Linked DNA regions of Homo sapiens: regions 2 and 3 are each linked to region 1. The links are chromatin loops, found by intact Hi-C in ENCODE. Cell type or tissue: HCT116. All regions are shown on one strand. Each heading gives the region's core, and the rest is flanking DNA. Links, peaks and the distances in the headings are about the cores only. Region 1 holds the start of LOC101928343 (a long non-coding RNA gene). Region 2 overlaps DNAI2 (dynein axonemal intermediate chain 2). Region 3 has its middle 27 kb from the start of CD300A.

What was found. Peaks named below come from ENCODE experiments on the same cell type or tissue, not always from the same donor. Only the 100,000 strongest peaks of a DNase experiment are listed, where the experiment ranks them.
Region 2: it touches region 1 in a loop (3.0-fold over the local background); 4 of 110 quality-filtered maps call a loop at or near these places.
Region 3: a loop joins it to region 1, with 7 times the contacts of the local background. A loop is called at or near these places in 6 of 110 quality-filtered maps.

Annotation. Positions count from the first base shown.
Region 1 is chr17:74,599,137-74,605,428 of GRCh38, reverse strand. It overlaps LOC101928343 (a long non-coding RNA gene), which reads right to left and starts at 5,589. Exons shown (of 4, transcript NR_158152.1): 1 at 5,481-5,589; 2 at 1-1,579. In HCT116, for the core only: a CTCF peak has its summit at 3,240 (motif pointing right); DNase peaks (open chromatin) are centred at 3,258 and 3,489; H3K27me3 peaks cover 1,773 bases.
Region 2 is chr17:74,297,941-74,304,232 of GRCh38, reverse strand. It overlaps DNAI2 (dynein axonemal intermediate chain 2), which reads right to left. Exons shown (of 14, transcript NM_023036.6): 7 at 4,376-4,515; 8 at 3,065-3,187. Among named protein-coding and RNA genes, the nearest start is that of KIF19, 25 kb to the left of the region's middle. In HCT116, for the core only: a CTCF peak has its summit at 2,901 (motif pointing left); a DNase peak (open chromatin) is centred at 2,872.
Region 3 is chr17:74,490,623-74,496,914 of GRCh38, reverse strand. No RefSeq gene overlaps it. Among named protein-coding and RNA genes, the nearest start is that of CD300A, 27 kb to the right of the region's middle. In HCT116, for the core only: a CTCF peak has its summit at 3,384 (motif pointing right); a DNase peak (open chromatin) is centred at 3,374.

The DNA of each region.
Region 1 (6,292 bases), core at 1,978-4,477:
CTCCCGTCTCGCTAGAAGTCCTGGCACTGCCATCCCCACTCAGCAGAACAACCGCTCTGCAAACAGTGGAGCGAGACGAAGGCCAGGTCAGGAAGCATCCCCAGTGCCTCGCCTCTTCCGGACTCCTAGGGAACACAGGATCGGTGCTGGCAGGCTCCAGGGAACAAGACCCTTTGAAAGGAACGGAGTTGGGCTGGAGAAGGGAGCCGGTGGAGCAGGGAAGGCAGGATCCAGGGAGAGAATGGGCCTTGACCCTGGACTTTGAGGGATCCTGAAGCACCAGGCTGTGATGGGGTTAAACAGGGGCAGCCGCATTTGCGCGGTGATGAGACATCCTATTGATCCCTCGAAAGGAGGTGGGCTTCGGATTGATGTCCACACCCATCTACCATGCTGGGAATGTGAAAGAAAAGCAAGAGGCCCAGCTTCCCGCTCTCCCGCCCTGCCCTTCCCTAGCCTTGGCTGGAGAGTTGGAGCGATGGGCACACCCCTGCCTGTGACTGTGGTAGGCAGAATAGTGAACCCCACCCACGATGTCATAACCCCAAAGCCTGTGAATATGTTTTATTACATGCAAGGGGGAATTAAGGCAGTGGGTGGATTTGAGACTGCTCGTCAGGTGACCCAGGGTGGATTATCCTGGATCATCTGGCTGAGCCCAGTGGAATCACCAGCGTCCTTATAAATGAAAGAGGGAGGCAGGAGAGACAGTGGAGCGATGCTCTGTGGGAGACTCCACCGACCTTTGCTGGCTTTGGGTAGGAGGGGGCCATGAGCCAAGGAACACGGGTGGCCTCCAGAAGCTGGAAAAGGCAAGGGAACAGGCCCTCCGCTGGAGCCTCTAGAAGGAACCAGCCCTGTTAACACCTTGATTTCAGCCCAGTGAGACCCATTTCAGACTTCTGGTCTCCACAGCTGTATGATCATGAGACTGTGTTGTTTTAAGCCACAAAGTTTGTAACGATCAGTTACAGCAGCCACAGGAAAGCCACCCAGACAGCTGCCCTTCCAGAGCACCCAAAGCTTCACCTCGCTTTTGCCTCCTGGGGCTTGAGGGACTCGGTGAAGCATGGAGCCCAGAGCCTGCTCTCTGGAGCTCAGCCTGTTGCAGCTCATCAGGGAGAATCTCCTGCAGTGCTCAGGTGTAGACAGGGAGGGGAAGGCCCACTACAGACTTCACTGTTTCTCCCCTGACGAGCGCCACATGAGGGTCCCTGGTGAGAGCATCTGAAGGAGCAGTCATGGGGCAGCCTAGGGAAAGGTCTGTGGGAGCCCAGCTCTGCTCACCTGGTGAGGGGGCTGGTAAGAGCCGTGGGCTGGGTGCTGTTGGTGCTCTGGGTGAGAGAAGGCCAGGAGGCCAGAACTGTTGGAGTGGTTGTTCTCATAGGTTCTGCTGTGTCTGCTGTCCCAGGTGAAGCTGGGTCTGCTGTTCCAGGCACAGCTGTGTTCCTTTTCCCAGGCACAGCTGTTTCTGCTTTTCTAGGTACAGCTGTGTCCATTGTCCCAGGCCCAGCTGTGTCTGCTGTCCCAGGTGCAGCTGCGTCTGTTGTCTTAGGTTCAGATTGTTTTCTTGGAGTTGCTGTGGGACATGCAAAGGATAGTTTTGAGGGTGACCTAGGTGGCTTCCCCGTGGCTCACGTCACCTCTTACCCCTCCAAGGATCGTGAAGCATTTAGTCTTAGCACTACAGTTGTTTTGTTTTGTATCTTTTTGGTATCTTACCTAAAATGTAATATTATTTCACTTACAAACAAACATCACTGCACCACCTGGGAAGGACTTGTGGCGAGAAGCTATGCAGGCAATTTACAAATATTCAACTTAGTCCCAGAGTCCTGCGTTGCACAGCTGAGCGTTGAGAACCACACTCTGCTTCCCTGAAGTTCTACATCAGAGCCAGCCAGCCCTTCTCTTGAGTCTCAGCCTGGGCTCCAGCAGGCTGTTTGTTGCCTGCTGTGTAGCAAAGTGACCCTCAGAGCCAGCTGCCCCTCCCTGGGCCCTGCCTGGGGACTCAGGACTCCTCTCCCCTGCAGCTGGGCAGAGCATCTGTTTCCAGCTGAAGTTTTCCTGCCTCCCCAAAGCTTCCTTATTTCACTAGGCTTGGAGGGTTGCAGCCTCCGACTCTCCCCCAGCTCCTCCTTTCCTTCCACTCATGCCTTTGTTCTCTTTTTAAGTCAATTTCTGAAACATTCTAAAACCAGACTTCCCCACTGCACACACACACAGGCACACCACATCCGCATATACTAAGCTGAAAAGGACTTTTCCCTGCCTTGTAAATGGGCCCACAAGTAACAGATATATGATTGAGCTGCAGCATCTATGCATGTGCATGGGGAGCTGACAGTTTCTCTGGTGCCCACGGCGGAGATGACACTGATGGCTCTGGGGGCTGGGCTGTGGAGTGAGGATGACAGCCGGACTCTCTTTCTAGGAGCCCCCTGTTGTGAGTTCTCAGTATCCTCAAAGGCTCGGGGCAGCCAGGGGAGGCCTGTGGGAGGGCTCTGCACTATGCCGGGTTCTGTTTTTCCCTCTTTCAGGAATGGGTCAGAGTCTCCCATGCCTTCCTTTGTCCATATGTCACCAGAGGTGGGAGAGGACGAGAGAGAGGTGGCTCCAAGGAGAGGGTCACCAATGGGCTCTTGGTCACTACATGCTTGTCCTGGAGCTGAGACTTCTGGGATTGCGATTTTCTTGCATTCCCCTCCCTGTACACCTGACAAGTCCTCCCGTCAGGCTGGGGCTGCTCTGAGGGGGCACGGGTTGCCCCAAGTGACTTGCAGAAGAGAACCTGCCTTCTTTCTTACCCTGCACTGTGCCTGCCCAAGCTGACCCAGTTCTGCTTGGCTCCCTCTGATAATAGCAGATAGAGACATACAGAGATACTGAGGCTTGCTCTGTCTTCCAGTCTTTCCAGAATCTTGGTGTAACCCCTCCCCCCAAACACACACACATGCACATGCACACACATAGGCCCACAAACACAGACATGTACACACAGACACACACGGGCCCATTCGTACACATACATCTATGCACAGCACACATATAGACACGGGCAAGCCCAGGCACACATACACAGGCACACACAAGCACACACAAGCCCATGCACACACGTAGTCCCAGGACAATGTCAAGACAGCATCACTGAATCCTCTCGGGTCAGCACCAGAGTTTGGTACAGGAGGGAGCTGCTCCGACCTGGGTAAATGGTCACTTCAACTTGGACCCCAAGGTCAGTGCCTGTCCTCTCAATCCCACACCAGTAGGTGTCAGTGTCGGACCTCCAGAGCATCTTCATGGTTATGGTGAACACACGGTTTTTCTTTTCTTTTCTTTTTTTAAATTTTATTATTATTATACTTTAAGTTTTAGGGTATATGTTTCTGATCGTCCCTGATGGACACTCGGTCTCTCTCCGCTGTCTGCTCTGATCCTGTGATTGTAATGAGGATTTTGCAGGACTGCCAGTCCTTCCCGTGGCACCACTACTTGCTGTAGGTCTCCCAGCCTTGGTCATAATGACACTGCACTGTCAGTGAGTCCCATTCTGTGCCCCACACAGCTCTAGGACCATAGATGGAGAAATACTCTGGAAGACAGAACCCAACGTCCAGATCTTCCCTCCCTGGGCACTGCCCAGGGCTTCCGGCACCTCCCTGGGGACCAACCAGGAGCCTTTATCCTCAGCCCCCAAATTGTCAAATTCTCACATCCATTTGTTCCTTAATTCCCCGGCAGTATTTCTTTTGTTGTCACCCCTCTGACAAAGTTCTCCTGAGGGCTCCAACTGCCCAACACAGTGGTCTGTTCATGCGCCATCCTAGCGACCACTGAACACCCTCTCATTTTGGAAACCTTCCCTCCTTTGCCCTGAGGTGACACCCACTTCCCCACCAATCCCTGGCTCTCACTGCAGCCACCAGTTTATTTTATTTATTTATGTATTTATGTATTTATTTGGAGACGGAGTTTTGCTCTTGTTGCCCAGGCTGGAGTGCAATGGTGCGATCTCGGCTCACCGCAACCTCCGCCTTCTGGGTTCAAGCAATCCTCCTGCCTCAGCCTCCCGAGTAGCTGGGATTACAGGCATGCGCCACCACGCCCGACTAATTTTGTATTTTTAGTAGAGACAGGGTTTCTCCATGTTGGTCAGGCTGATCTTGAACTCCCGACCTCAGGTGATCTGCCCTCCTCGGCCTCCCAAAGTGCTGGGATTACAGGTATGAGCCACCGCGCCCGGCCAGCCACCGATTTATTTTAAAATCCCAGAGCTGAACAGGTAGACATCCTGGCTTCCCCCAACTCCTCCGCCCACTGGCACTGCACCCCACACCCCTAAAAACCCTCTCCTGTGAGTCTGCACATGTGATAAAGTTTCATGGAACCAAACACACCCACACCCCCACACACACACACACCCCCAACACTCACACACCTGTGCACACACTCAGTGCACAGTTGTTTTTCTTTGCCTAAGCACCATGCTATTTTTGTCTCCATACCTTTGCACAAGTTGCTCCCTTTGCCCAGGAAGTTGTCTCTTCCTTGCTTGATGGACTTAAGCCCTTATTCCCCTCCCTGAAGGGTTGGTTCAGCCCCGCCCTGGTGCCACCAGACCACTTTGTATCTGTCTCAGTTGTTGTACTTACAACCTTGAACAATGGTCTGGTCTTTGGCTCGTCCAGAGCAGAAGCTCAAGCAGGCTGATGTGTGGGGTTGACTTACATTCCAGAGAGCGATGACATCCTTGCCTTATTGCCTGTCTTCCTCCCTGTAACTCTGAGCTGCTCCATTTTAGCTACAACTCATGACAAGCTGTGGAGGCTTCTAAACTAGCCAGATGTCTGAACCCCGCCACGACTGCGTGGGTCTGAGCTGGAACCTGAGTATTTGTGCTCTTTTAAAGTTCCTCAGGGATTCATGCATTTAAGTTTGGGTATATGTGTATATGTGCAAGTATATAAGTATGTATGTATCTACCTATTTATCTGTTCTTTCATCTATCTGTCCACCTGTCCATGCATCTATCTGTCTCTCGTCTATCATCCATCCATTTACTTCTCTCTCATCTATCTATCTATCTATCTATCTATCTATCTATCTATCTATCTATCTATCTATCATCTATCTATCATCTATCATCTATCTGTCTGTCTATCAATTATCTATCTATCTATCTATCTATCTATCTATCTATCTATCTATCTATCATCTGCCAGGGTTGAGAAGAATCAGAATCCTAGAAACCTGACACCATTTATGTTTTTTGTTTCTTTCCCCAACACCTAACCTAGTAACTGTCAGATAACAAAACATTCCTCCCTTTTTTTCTCTTTTCCTTCCTTCCTGCTTTCTTATATGTAAGTGCATGGATGAGTGCATTTTCCCCAGCTTGTCTCCTTCCCTCCAGCACAGACCCTCTCTGTTTCCTGCCCAGCCTTTTGGGTTCCAGTTCCTTAATCCCCAGGCCCACTTACCTGGAAGGATGAGAAGGAACAGGACCAGTGAGCACTACATGCCCCTGCCTGTCTGTGCTCTCTCCCTGGTGATGAGTTAATACCAGCTGCCCTCCAGCAACTTGTAACTGAACCCAGAGGCAAACTGCTTCCTACTTGTCTAAATCATTTTTTTTGTTTGTTTTCTCAACTGCTTCCTTTTTTTTTCTTTAGTTACTTCCTAAATTCATGAATTAAGAGAAACGTGGTGCTGTCTTTTTGGAGTGTGTGTGGTGTGATGATACGTCTTCAATGAACTGGGGAAGTAAATGGTCCAGGCCTGGCCTGGGCTCCATCTGCAGCTGTCTGTGATTTAGGAGCATCTGCCAACAACACAGGGCAGGGAGTACAGTAAGGCTCAGAGCGTGGACGGAAGGGATTGATGGAGGCACGCTGGCTTTGCCTCAGAGCGTAGAGGGAAGGGATTGATGGAGGCGCCCTGGCTTTGTCTCAGAGCGTGGAGGGAAGGGATTGATCGAGGCGCGCTGGCTTTGCACTTTGGGAAGAACACAGCACAGTGCTCCCATCCAGCCTCGCTGGAGAAACAGCCTGTGCCCCAGGCTCTTTCCAGGCAGCCCCACGGCAGGGCATCTCAAACCACCCTTCCAGCCCTGGGCTGTTATCTCTTCTGGAGCCTGACTCAGTGCTCCTCTCTAGGAAAGCTTCCTCTGGGGTCCTGAGTCACTCCAAACTGGAGGCTTGTGGTAGGTAGTTGGGGAAGGGGAAGTTGCCTTTTTTCTCTAGCCCCACTTTGCCCTGGTTCCTTCCTCCCCATCTCTGCACATTTTCCCTGC
Region 2 (6,292 bases), core at 1,426-3,925, 300 kb after region 1:
ACAGAGCAAGGCCCTACCTCAAAAAAAAAAAAAAAAAAAAAAAAAAGAAAAAAGAAAAAGAAAAAAGAAAAGAAAAGAAAAAAGAACTCCTAGTTTATTTATTTATTTCTCGAGACAGGTTCTGGCTCCATTGCCCAGGCTGGAGTGCAGCAGTGCGATCTCAGCTCACTGCATCCTTGACCTTCTGGGCTCAAGCAGTACTCCCACCTCAGCCTCCCACGTAGGGACCACAAGCACACACCACCAGGGTCAGCTAATTTTTGTATTTTTGTAGAGATGGAGTCTCCCTATGTTGTCCAGACTGGTCTCAAACTCCTAAGCTCAAGTGATCTGCACACATCGGCTTCCCAAAGTGCTGGGATTACAGACCTGAGCCACTGCACCTGGCCCCCCAGCTTTTTTATTTTTATTTTTTTAAAAAACATATTGTTTTATTATGCAGTTTTCTTCTACCAGAAAATTACTAAAATGATAAATATAAAATCTCTAGAAAATACCCAGAACATGGCCAGGTGTGGTGGTTGAGGCACGAGAATCACTTGAACCTGGGAGGCAGAGGTTGCAGCGAGCCAAGATCATGTCACTGCACTCCAGCCTGGGCAAGAGTGAGACTCTGTCTCAAAAAAAAAAAAAAAATCAGCCTGGCTTGGTGGCATGTGCCTGTGGTCCCAGCTGCTCAAGAGGCTGAGGCTTGAGCCCAGGAGGTGGATGTTGCAGTAAGCTGAGATTACACAACTGCACTCCAGCATGGGCAACAGAGCAAAACGATGTCTCAACAAAACAAAACAAAAACCTGGGCTTCAAGTTGGGCGTCAAGGGCAAGTGGAAAGACCAAGCTTGAGAGGTCCAGAGAAGAAAGTATTCAAGCCGACTGCACGCCGCCCGTCAGTGAGCCAGAGAGAAAGGCCACCCAGATCTGAGTGGCCCATCGTGCCTCTAGCCTCAGACTTCATGGTGGGCTGCAGGTGGACACTCTGGGCCTCAGAGTTGGAGCCCTGGGTTTGAGTCCCAGCTTTACCAGGTACTAGGACTCACAACCTAATCTCATGAAGACTCATCGTGTGTGTCTGGCAAGTACGGATAATAACATTACCCCACGAGATGGTTGTAGGCGACTGCACAAGCTTATTAAATCAGGCAGCCACAAGTGTCCAACACACAGTGTGCACCCTGCAAGGGCCAGGCATGGAGGAGATGGCCCTAGTAGTGATGTGGCTGCATGTCTAGCACTTGGCCTAGAAAGCCTTGCCTCTGGGACAGAATGTTTTCCTGAGCCCTCGCCACCCCAACCTCCCTGCCCAGTGCCTTGTCCTCTGGGGAGGGGGTCAGTGGAATTGTCTCCTCCTTCCATCAACATTCATCTCTCAGCCTTGAGCTAGGGTTGCCCAGGTATGTTCGAGGCCAGGGCCTCCCAAAGCCCTAGGAATGATGGCCCATGACCCCGAAGCAAACAAGTGACACCCCCAAGGGGGAACCAGGCCTGGGCTGCACTAAGACGTAAACCAAGACTCAGCCCAAACCAAAAGCCAACAACAAGGGAAAGTTGTCTTCTTACTCTAGCGAGGAAGTCTTCCTTTACTGCTTCTAGGAAGCTTCCCTCCTCTAACACATTTGCACTATGCTCAAACTGATATTTCCTGTTTTTCTTTTCTTTGTTTTTTTTTTGAGATGGAGTTTCGCTCTTGTCGTCCAGGCTGGAGTGCAATGATGCGATCTTGGCTCACCGCAACCCCCGCCTCCCAGGTTCAAGCAATTCTCCTGCCTCAGCCTCCCGAGTAGCTGGGATTACAGGCGTGCGCCTCCACGCCCAGCTAATTTTGTATTTTTAGTAGAGATGGGGTTTCTCCATATTGGTCAGGCTGGCCTCGAACTCCCAACCTCAGGTGATCCGCCCGCCTTGGCCTCCCAAAGTGCTGGGATTACAGGTGTGAGCCACCGTGCCTGGCCCTTTTTTTCTTTTCTTATGTAGGGACAGTGTCTTGCTATGTTGTCCAGGCTGGTCTTGAACTGCTGGGCTCAAGTGATCCTGCCACCTCAGCCTCCCAAAGTGCTGGGATTACAGGTGTGAGCCACGGCGCCTTGCCTCACATTGATATTTTTCTTCTTTTTCTTTCCTTCCTTCCTTCCTTCCTTCCTTCCTTCCTTCCTTCCTTCCTTCCTTCTTTCCTTCCTTCCTTCCTTCCTTCCTTCCTTCCTTCCTTCCTTCTTTCCTTCCTTCTTTCCTTCCTTCCTTCCTTCCTTCCTTCCTTCCTTCCTTCCTTCCTTCTTTCCTTCCTTCCTTCCTTCCTTCCTTCCTTCCTTCCTTCCTTCCTTCCTTCCTTCTTTCCTTCCTTCCTTCCTTCCTTCCTTCCTTCCTTCCTTCCTTCCTTCTTTCCTTCCTTCTTTCCTTTTCTTTCCCTCTCTCTCCCTCTCTTTCTTTCTTTCTTTCTTGGTAAAGACTGGGCGGGCGGTGGGGGGGGTCTCATTATGTACCCAGGCTGGTCTTAAATTCTTGGCCTCCCAAAGTGCTGGGATTACAGGCGTGAGCCACCCTGCCCGACCTGAACTTTGATATTTCTTTGTCATTCTCAGTGACTGAACACCGAGACCATGCTTGTGCTCTGGTTTTCCAAGGAGCCTGCTTTGACCTCATTTTCCTCTCCAGTACCTCTTCCTTCCCCAGAGGAAGGCAGGTGACCAGCCTAGGGACCCCGTGCCAGGCAGGGCCAGGACCTGGGTTGGAGTCCAGGCCTCCCGATGTTGGTCCTGGGCGTGACCTTCCCCACAAAACAGGGCTTTTCTGGAATTGTTCTGTCAAAAGATTGCCCTCTGTGTTCAGCTGGGCCACTGGCCAAAAGATGACTTGGTGCCATGATGACTATGGTGTCCTTCTTCGAGAAGCTCTGCTGCCCCCTGCTGGAAAGTTGTTGTAAAGGCCACACACGTCTAGGATGGCTGCAGTGAGGGTGGCCTCCCTGGGCTGGTGCTGGGTTCCACGAGCACCTGATATCCTAGCAATGGCCTGTCTTTAGCCCTGGCTGCCCTGTCAATGCAAGTCGGGGAAGGGACAGCAAGGGACACTCACCAAAGTAGATTCGAACTCCAGGGAGATGGCCCCCAAGGCATTTTCCAACTGTTCCTTCTTGGTGATGTCCAAGATCACAACTTCAGTGGGCTCGCTCATCTTTCGGATGTCCCACCACATGACCTGGTGGGAGGAGGGGCGACAGTGAGACTTCGAGGCCCTGTATTTCCCCTGGCTTTTGCCTTCTCCGCCCTCACCCCACCGTCCTGGGGTCAGCCACTGGGCCACAAAGGATGGAGCTCCCGGCAATTCGTGGGAGCAAATACACTTTGAGGATTGCTGTTCTGTCCACAGTTCCCACACCTGGCTGATCATCAGAGTCGCCGGCAAGCTTCATACAACCCAGATGCTGAGGCCTCGCCCTCGACCTACTGAATCAAAACCTCCAGGTGCAAGGCCAAGAATCGGTATATGCCAAGACTCCCCACAATAAGGCAATATCCGGCAATGTTAAAAATGCATGTGTGCTCCGACCTAGAAGTCCCACTGCCAGCAATGTCTGCTGTAGATATATCCCCGCATGTGTGCAACAATCTGTGTATAAAGATGCTCTTTGCTGTATTTTTTGGGGGGTAGCAACAAAATATTAGAATCCATATATAAATTATGGTACACCCACATGATGCAGTTATTAATAGGCATGGGGCAGCGGTGTATGAAATATGAAACTATCTCCAAGGTACACACAATGGAAAACATCGAGTACAGAATAGTGTGTGAAGTGTGCAAAAAGAAAGAGTAAAGAAGAGAGAGGTGTGTTTCCTTGCATACGCAGAGACTAGCTCTGAAGGCAGACATAAGAGAGGGAGGGAGGGGAGGAGGTGCAGGCAGAGGTGAGAGGAAGGCATTTTCTTTTTTGCACCCTTTAGATTCTGTTCCGTGGGCATGTATTATCACTACTCAACTTAAAAATAAAGTGTTAGGCTGGGCGCAGTGGCTCATGCCTGTAATCCCACCACTTTGGGAGGCCAAGGCGGGTGGATCACCTGAGGTCAGAGTTCGAGACCAGCCTGGCCAACATAGTGAAGCACCATCTCTACTAAAAATAAAAAATTAACCAGGCATAGTGGCAGGCGCCTGTAATCCCAGCTACTTGGGAGGCTGAGGCAGGAGAATTGCTTGAACCCGGGAGGCAGAGGTTGCAGTGAACCAAGATCGTGCCATTGCACTCCAGCCTGGGCAACAAGAGTGAAACTCCATCTCAAAATAAAATGTGTTAAAGGAAATGTCCCCAGGGGTTCTGATGGGGAACCAGGGAACAGTTACTGCCCCTCCCTTCCCTCCTCTCTCCAGTGTCTGGCTGGTGGGTACCTGCCCATCCGTGGAAGCTGAGAAGCACTCGGTGCCCGTCTTCGACTGCAGCCAGATGGTGCCATACACAGGGTCTCGGTGGCTGGACTCAATGGTGGATAGCTCCGCCACCAGGCTGCCCTTTCGGGTGTCCCAGCAGGCTGGTGAGGAAGGAGATGAAGAAGGAGTGGAAGGGGGCACAGGCTTCCTTCCTTAGGGCAGGGAGCAGGGGAGAGAGGGGGCTGCTGCTTCTGGTTTGGCAGGTATGTGGTTTTCTAGAATCAGGGCTTGGTTCAAATCAGCCTGAGTTTCCTACCAGCCTCTACAGACTCTCTGGAGAGACTCCCAGAGTGCAAGCTTCATTCAGTTCCTTGAGCCCCTCCCAGGCATTGACTCCCTACCCAACACTTGGCCCTGGGCAAGCCTCTGGGGATAGGACAGGCATAGTGGCAGGGGAACACATGAGGGTGGTCAGGGAAGGCCTCCTGGAGGAAGTGACAGGTAGCTGAGATGGAAGATGAGCCTCAGGATGGAGGGAGCCAGGCGAGAGGAGAGCCGAGTCCCTAACGTAGGGAAAAGCACGTGGAAAGACTCCATTTAGGTGAATCTCTCTGCTACATTAGCCCATTTCCTCTTATCCTTTGTACCTCTGCTGCCTCTGTTGGAAAGAAACTCACAGAGGAGCTTTAGCCTTTACTGTGATCTGTTATTAGTGCTTTGCCAAGAAAGATGGAAAGGTTATCTGTCCTTTGTCCTGTTAGATTTCGTTTCCATTTTCCCATGAATGCACAATGAGGGCTCACCCTGTCACTCAGAGCTGTTTCTAGGAAAGGCCGTTTTGTAAAATAACAAAAGTACTTAGCTCGTAAGCTTTGACTTAGTATTTCTCCAAGTTCAAGGCATTTTCCCTGAACTCAGCTGGCCCAGAAATATGTTTTCTTAGATACGCCTGCTCAGCCAAGCACAGTGGCTCATGCTTGTAATCCTAGCGCATTAGGAGGCCGAGGCAAAAGGATTGCTTGAGCCCAGGAATCCAAGAGCAGCTTGGGCAACATAGTGAGACCCCGTCTCTACAAAAAATTTAAAACCTAGCTGGGCATGGTGGCACATGCTACTCGGGAGGCTGTTACTCGGGAGGCTGCCTGCTACTCGGGAGGCTGAGGTGGGAGAATTGCTTGAGCCTGGGAGGTTGAGGCTGCAGTGAGCCATGATCGTGCCACTACACCCCAGCCTGGGTGACAGAGCAAGACCCTGTCTCAAAAAATAAAAATAGGCCAGGCCTGGTGGCTCACACCTGTAATCCCAGCACTTTGGGAGGCTGAGGCAGGTGGATCACTTGTGGTCAGGAGTTCAAGACCAGCCTGGCCAACATGATGAAACCCCATCTTTACTAAAAACACAAAAAAATTAGCTGGGCGTGGTGGCAGGCACCTGTAATCCCAGCTTCTCAGGAGGCTGAGGCATGAGAATCACTCGCACCTGGGAGGCAGATGTTGCAGTGAGCTGAGATCATGCCATTGCACTCCAGCCTGGGCAACAAAGCAAGGCTGTCTCAAAAACAAAACAAAAAATAAAAATAAATAAAAATAAAAGATAAGCCTGTTCTACTTTGGCAAAGCAGTGCTCAAGAGTAGGTCCCACTGGGTCCCACATGGCCCTAGAGGGGCCCTTCTTGGAGCAGCGGAGCACCAGAGTCTGGGCTGGTATGAGCTGGCATGAAAAACCACTGAAAGAGGTTATGAATAATGACTGAGTCAAGGCTCTTGAATTAATCATGGCAAAGTGGCTCTGCCTCAGTCTTTTAGAGCTCTGGCACCCAGATAGTTTGGCAGGGACGTTTATGGGAGCCCGGGTCTATTCCATAATCTGAAAGCTCCCCTGGGCAGGAGGCAGCAGGTCTGAGAGGGAGATCGGGGCCTTAGGAAGCAGCTGACTACA
Region 3 (6,292 bases), core at 2,025-4,524, 110 kb after region 1:
ATTGCTTGAGCCTAGGAGGTTGTGGTTGCAGTGAGCTATGATTGCACCACTACACTCAAGCTTGAGCAAGAGAGTGAAAACCTGTCTCAAAAAATAAAAATAAAAATTTTTAAGTTGAAAAAAATCAGAATGGGAATTAGTTGAGAAGATTCAAAGCAACATTCTACATAAATTCCATATAAGACTGCCAAATAAAGAGGTAGACATTAGATTCTCCTAAGGGAAATGTGAAATCCAGAGGCTAAGGAGAAAGTTCCAGTTGACACCGTGTTGATTATGGAGTTTCAGCTCTCTCGTCATGAAGCTCCCCCTCCTCCCCTCACACTCCAAGGTTTTCCTGAGGCTCTGAGAGGCCAGCTACAGTCTCAGTGGGGATGAAGCTGCTTCTACTTCGTTTGTGATGGGAGTGAAAATGGCCCCAAAATCCCATTTCCCAGAGCTCTTTCTCTGACACTTGTAGAGAATCTTATGCAGAACTTTCTCCTGACCCCATGTCCTTTGGGTCAGCTGATGGCCTGTGAGATTGATAATCTAGCAAGTTTGGACATTCGTGACACTCTTGCTAACCCAGGTACGGAATGCTTAGAGAGGGAGTTTTCTGATCCTGTTCTGCTTCTGTGGAAGGCAGAGCAGCTTAGCCCATTGATATTCTGCAGGTGACTTTGATCTTGAATTCAGTTAATTGTGTGTCAGGTGATTACCCACACCTGTCAGTCAAAGCGCCCTGCTCCTTCCTCATAACCCATCATCCCTTTTGTTTCCTGGCATTCCAGATTCTTCCACTGCACACATTAACTCACAGACAGATGCCAGCATCGTGCTTCACCATATATATATATATATATATTTTTTTTTTCCTGAGATAGAGTCTCACTCTGTTGCCCAGGCTGGAGTGCAATGGTGCAATCTCAGCTCACTAAAACCTCTGCCTCCCAGGTTCACACGATTCTCCTGCCTCAGCCTCCCAAGTAGCTGGGATTATAGGCACGCACCACCCCAGCTAATTTTTGTATTTTCAGTAGAGACAGGGTTTCGCATATTGGCTGGGCTGGTCTTGAACTCCTGACCTCAAGTGATCCACCCACATTGGCCTCCCAAAGTGCTGGGATTACAGGCATGAGCCACTGCATCTGGGTGGTACGGCTGCCACCCTTACAGATTGTTCTATTATGTTATTACTGAACACTTGCCACCACAGCTTGCATAGGCGGCTGAGGTCACTCGGTCACCTGGTCAACAGCAGGCACATCTGCTGTTGGGTTTTACTAGGAAAAGAGTGGCTAGTTATGCTTTAATAATTTATTAAGAAGGTCATTGTGCTTTATAGAATGGCTTAACAAGCCAGGCGCGGTGGCTCACACCTGTAATCCCAGCGCTTTGGGAGGCCGAGGTGGGCGGATCACAAGGTCAGGAGATCAAGACCATCCTGGCTAACACGATGAAACCCCGTCTCTACTAAAAATACAAAAATTAGCCGGGTGTGGTGGCGGGCGCCTGTAGTCCCAGCTACTCGGGAGGCTGAGGCAGGAGAATGGCGTGAACCGGGGAGGCAGAGTGCAGTGAGCCGAGACCGTGCCACTGCACTCTAGCCTGGGTGACAGAGCGAGACTCCATCTCAAAAAAAAAAAAAAAAAAAAAAAAGAATGGCTTAACAATTACGGAGAAGAGAGAAAAAAAGAAGACAGGAAAGAAAGAGGAAGGGAGGAAGAAAGGGAGGTAATTCATATACAGAGAGAATACTTTGGGATCAAGGACTCTACTCAATTCTTTCCTGTAACTCTCAACACTCCTGGAAGGTAGAACCTGCTGTTCCCATTTCCCACTTTCCTTACCAGACACATAGGAACCCAGAGCTTGCCCTCAGCCTGGGCTTCAGGAGTAGGTCCCGGGCTCCAATGCACCATGTGGCCAGATTTGCAGAATGTAGGTCAAAGGGGAGAGTCCAAAGGTCAAATTCAAAGGACCCGAGAACAGGAGCAAAGGAAAGAATCGACAGCAAAGAAATTTTGGACAATGAGGATGCAGGTCAGGGGTGCTTAGAAAGAGTCCCAGAGGTGACGAAACAGCATGAGGATGCCCAGGGAGAGAATGGCAGGGCCTTTTGTTAAGGGCTTGCATCAGCTGGGTGTAGTGGGTCACACTGCGGTCCCAGCCAGTCAGGAGGCTGAGGAGGGAGATTTGCTTGAGACCAGGAGGTTAAGCCCAACTGGGACCACATGGTGAGACCCTGTCTGTATAAATAAATAAGAGTGGCCAGGTGCGGTGGCTTACATCTGTAATCCCAGCACTTTGGGAGGCCCAGGTGAGTGAATCACCTGAGGTCAGGGGATTGAGACCAGCCTGGGCAACATGGCGAAACCCCATCTTTACTAAAATACAAAAATTAGCCAGGTGTGGTGGCAGGTGCCTGTAATCCCAGCTACTTGGGAGGCTGAGGCAGGAGAATCATTTGAACCCGGGAGGCAGAGGTTGCAGTGAGCCTAGATCGCACCACTGCACTCCAACCTCAGTGACTGAGACTCCCTCTCAAAATAGAAATAAATAAATAAGAGCTTGCTTCAGAGCCTGGTGAGGGTGAACGCACTGGAGGGGCACTGGACCATTGCTGGAACAAATGAAGAAACTGAGACCCAGATGGCCTTGAATGGCAGCCCCAGACCATGTAGGTCACAAGGGCAGAGGTGGGATTTAAGGCCTGTTCTATCTGACCCCAAACCCATGACACCAACCACAGGTGGGGTGGCTGCCCTTGCCTTTGACACACTGCAGTCGGGGTGGGAAAATCTAGGAATTGGGAAGGGACAATTGGATATGAAATAAAGAAACTCAAAGTTAGAGAGGAGTTGAGTTTTCTTGTTTTGTTTGTTTGTTTGTTTTTTGAGACAGAGTCTTGCTCTGTCACCTAGGCTGGGGTGCAATGGCGCGATCTTGGCTCACTGCAACCTCCGCCTCCCAGGTTCAAGCGATTCTCCTGCCTCAGCCTCCCAAGTAGCTGGGATTACAGGTGTCCGCCACCACACCCGGCTAATTTTTGTATTTTTAGTAGAGACGGGGTTTCGCCATGTTGGCCAGGCTGCTCTTGAACTCCTGACCTCAAGTGATCCGCCTGCCTTGGCCTCCCAAAATGCTGGGATAACAGACGTGAGCCACCGTGCCCGGCCAAGGAGTTGAGTTTTCTTTCGGCACAAAACATCCAAGGACTGGGCGTGCAGAGGGGCTGGAAAGCCATGCAGGAGTTTTCTGTCTGTTCCCCTGTTTCAAGCCCTCCCGCTTCTCAGCTGCATTGACCCAGAAAGTACAGAATTCCTTTGGCGTTGACAGACCAACCCCAACGAATTCAACAGGCTTGGGAATCCAGGCATGTGTGATTCCCCGCATGGCCACAGGGTGGAGATACGTGGCTATCAAATCTCTATGTTTGGTTCCCAGGCAGAGTCAGGTCTACAAACCAGGGCTGGTGTTTGCCCAAACAGTAAACTTTAAAAACAAAGAAACATAATTGTGAGGTCATTTTCTAAACTGTGGATAATTCAGCCCTGAGTCATCTTTCTAAAAGGCTTGGGCTAATTAGAAAATGTCTTTCACCTCCTTGGACCAATTGTGAACATATTGATGATTAACCTAACATTATTTAATCCTCCGAATATCTATCATGTTGGCATTGGACATGCCAAGTGAGGCGCTGTATTTTGAAGGTGAACTTGGATTGTAAAACAAAGACAAGGCACAACTACGGGAAGGCTTCACCAGCTACTTTCAGAAAACACCGGAGTGGCACCTTTGTGTACCCGGCACATGCAGACAAAGACAGTGTCAGCAACCTGTTCTCAGATGGTTCTGGGGAAAAACGCATAGATAGAAACAGAGTAACAAAAAAGTGGCAAATTAAAAAAAAAAAAGGGTAAATCTGGGAAAATGACATACGGGAGGTCTTTGTACCTTTTCCACAATTTTTCCTTAAGTTTGAAATTGTTTCAAAATACAAGGTTTTTTTTTTCATTGTTGTTGTTTTTAATGCTAAGATCCAGAATTCCTAGATTCAAGGTTCAGATATTATCACCCAATGGAGTGGCATTTGTCATTTCAAGTAGCCTCTCTGGCCCGTGGCTCTTCTGTAAAATAAAGAAGGTGGCCAGGCATGGTGGCTCATGCCTATAATCCCAGCACTTTGGGAGATCGAGGCAAGAGGATCACTTGAGGCCAGAAGTTCGAGACCAGCCTGGCCAACATGGCGAAACCCTGTCTCTACTAAAAGTACAAAAAAATTAGCCGGGCATGGTGGCATGTACCTGTAATCCCAGTTACTGGAGAGGCTGAGGCAGAAGAATCACTTGAACCTGGGAAGCAGAGATTGTAGTGAGCCAAGATTGCACCACTGGACTCCAGCCTGGGTGACAGAGCAAGACCCTGTCTCAAATAAAATAAAATGAAATAAAATAAAAAAAGGCAATCTGTTGTCACTGCTGCAAAGCATTCTGTTGTGTGAATAAACCCCTCAGCTCACCCATTCCCTGAAAAAAACAAAAAGAATAAAGTGGAATGTTCTCTCTGCATGTGAATTACCTTCCTTTCTTCCTCTCTGTCTTTCTTTCCTTCTTTCTTTCTTCTCAGTAATTGTTAAGCTGTTCTATAAAGCACCATGGCCTTTTAAATAAATTATAAGAGGAGGCTGGGAGTGGCGGTTCATGCCTGTAATCCCAGCACTTTGGGAGGCTGAGGCGGGTGGGTCACCTGAGGTCAGCAGTTTGAGGCCAGCCTGGCCAACATGGTGAAACCTTGTCTCTACTAAAAATACAAAAATTAGTTGGGCATGGAGGCATGTGCCTGTAATCTCAGCTACTCTGGAGGCTGAGATGGGAGAATCGCTTGAACCCAGGAGGCAGAGGCTGCAGTGAGCCGAGATCGTGTCATTGTACTCTAGCCTGGGTGGCAGAGCAAGACTCCATCTCAAAAAAAAAAAAATTAAAATTAAAAAAGAGAAGCATAACTAGTCACTCTTTTCCTGGTAAAACCCAACAGCTCATGTGGCTGATCACAGAATGTTGAGGTGACCGAGTGACCTCAGCTGCCTATGCAAGCTGTTGTGGCAAGTGTTTAGTAATAACATATTAGAACCATCTGTAAAACACTGGAGTGGCCCCTTTCTGTACCCGGCTCATGCAGACAGAGACAGTCTGGCTGTACCAACCAGACTCGTAACTGTTTAACAGGTAAAGCACGACGCTGGCATCTGTCTGTTAGTTAATGTGTGTGGTGAATGAGTCTAGAATGCCAGTGAATAGAAAGGAGCAGGGAGCTTGGATTTACAGGGGTCCGTAATCTCCTAAGGCTCAATTAACTGAATTCAAGATCAAAGTCACCTTTGATATTTGAATAATCAATAATCAATTTGATTAAATATTACATAATCAATTTGGATAACTGATATTTGAAATAATATTTTTATTTATTCACCCCAATATTTATTTACCCCCAAAATATTATCAGGCTGGGTGCAGTGGCTCATGCCTGTAATCTTAACCTGTTGGGAAGCCGAGAGGGGAGGATGTCTTGAGCCCAGTAGTTTGACCAGTGTGGGCAAAAAAGTGAGAGTCCATCTCTAGAAAAAATCAAAAAAATTAGCCAGGCCTGGTGGCATGCGCCTGTGGTCCCAGCTACTTGGGAGGCTGAGGCAGACGGATCACATAAGTCTAGGAGTTTGAAGGGGCAGTGAGCCATGATCATGCTGCTGCACTCCTCCCTGGGACTATGTCTCAAAAAAAAAATGTATATGCACACACACACACACACACACACACACACACAAAGTCCTTCAGTCCAATAGGTACTCATTGTGTTATCAATGAGATAGTTGACATCCTGTCGTTTGCAGTAAGTCGTAGATTCAAAGCCCATTTCAGTTTGGACTGGCCGGTCCCGAGGGCTCCATGCTCACCTGTGGTTGCTGTACTGGGCAGCAGTGTCTCCTGCAGATTCTCTTGGCAACTCCAGGTCGGCCCAGCCCTGGGTCCCACCAGCTCGCGCTCTCTCCCCTCCCCATCTCCGCTTCAGGCCACCCCTTTTCTAGTCTGAGACGGGACAGTTTCCTCTGGCTCCTCATTATTTCCTCAAATCTATGGCTACTCAGGAGGCTGAGGTGGAAGGATCTATTGAGCTTGGGAGGCAGAGGTTGCACATGCCTGTGATCCCAGCTACTAGGGAGGCTGAGGCAGGAAAATCGCTTGAACCCAGGAGGTGGAGGTTGTAGTGGGCTGAGATCGTGCCATTGCACTCCAGCCTGGGTAAAAAGAGT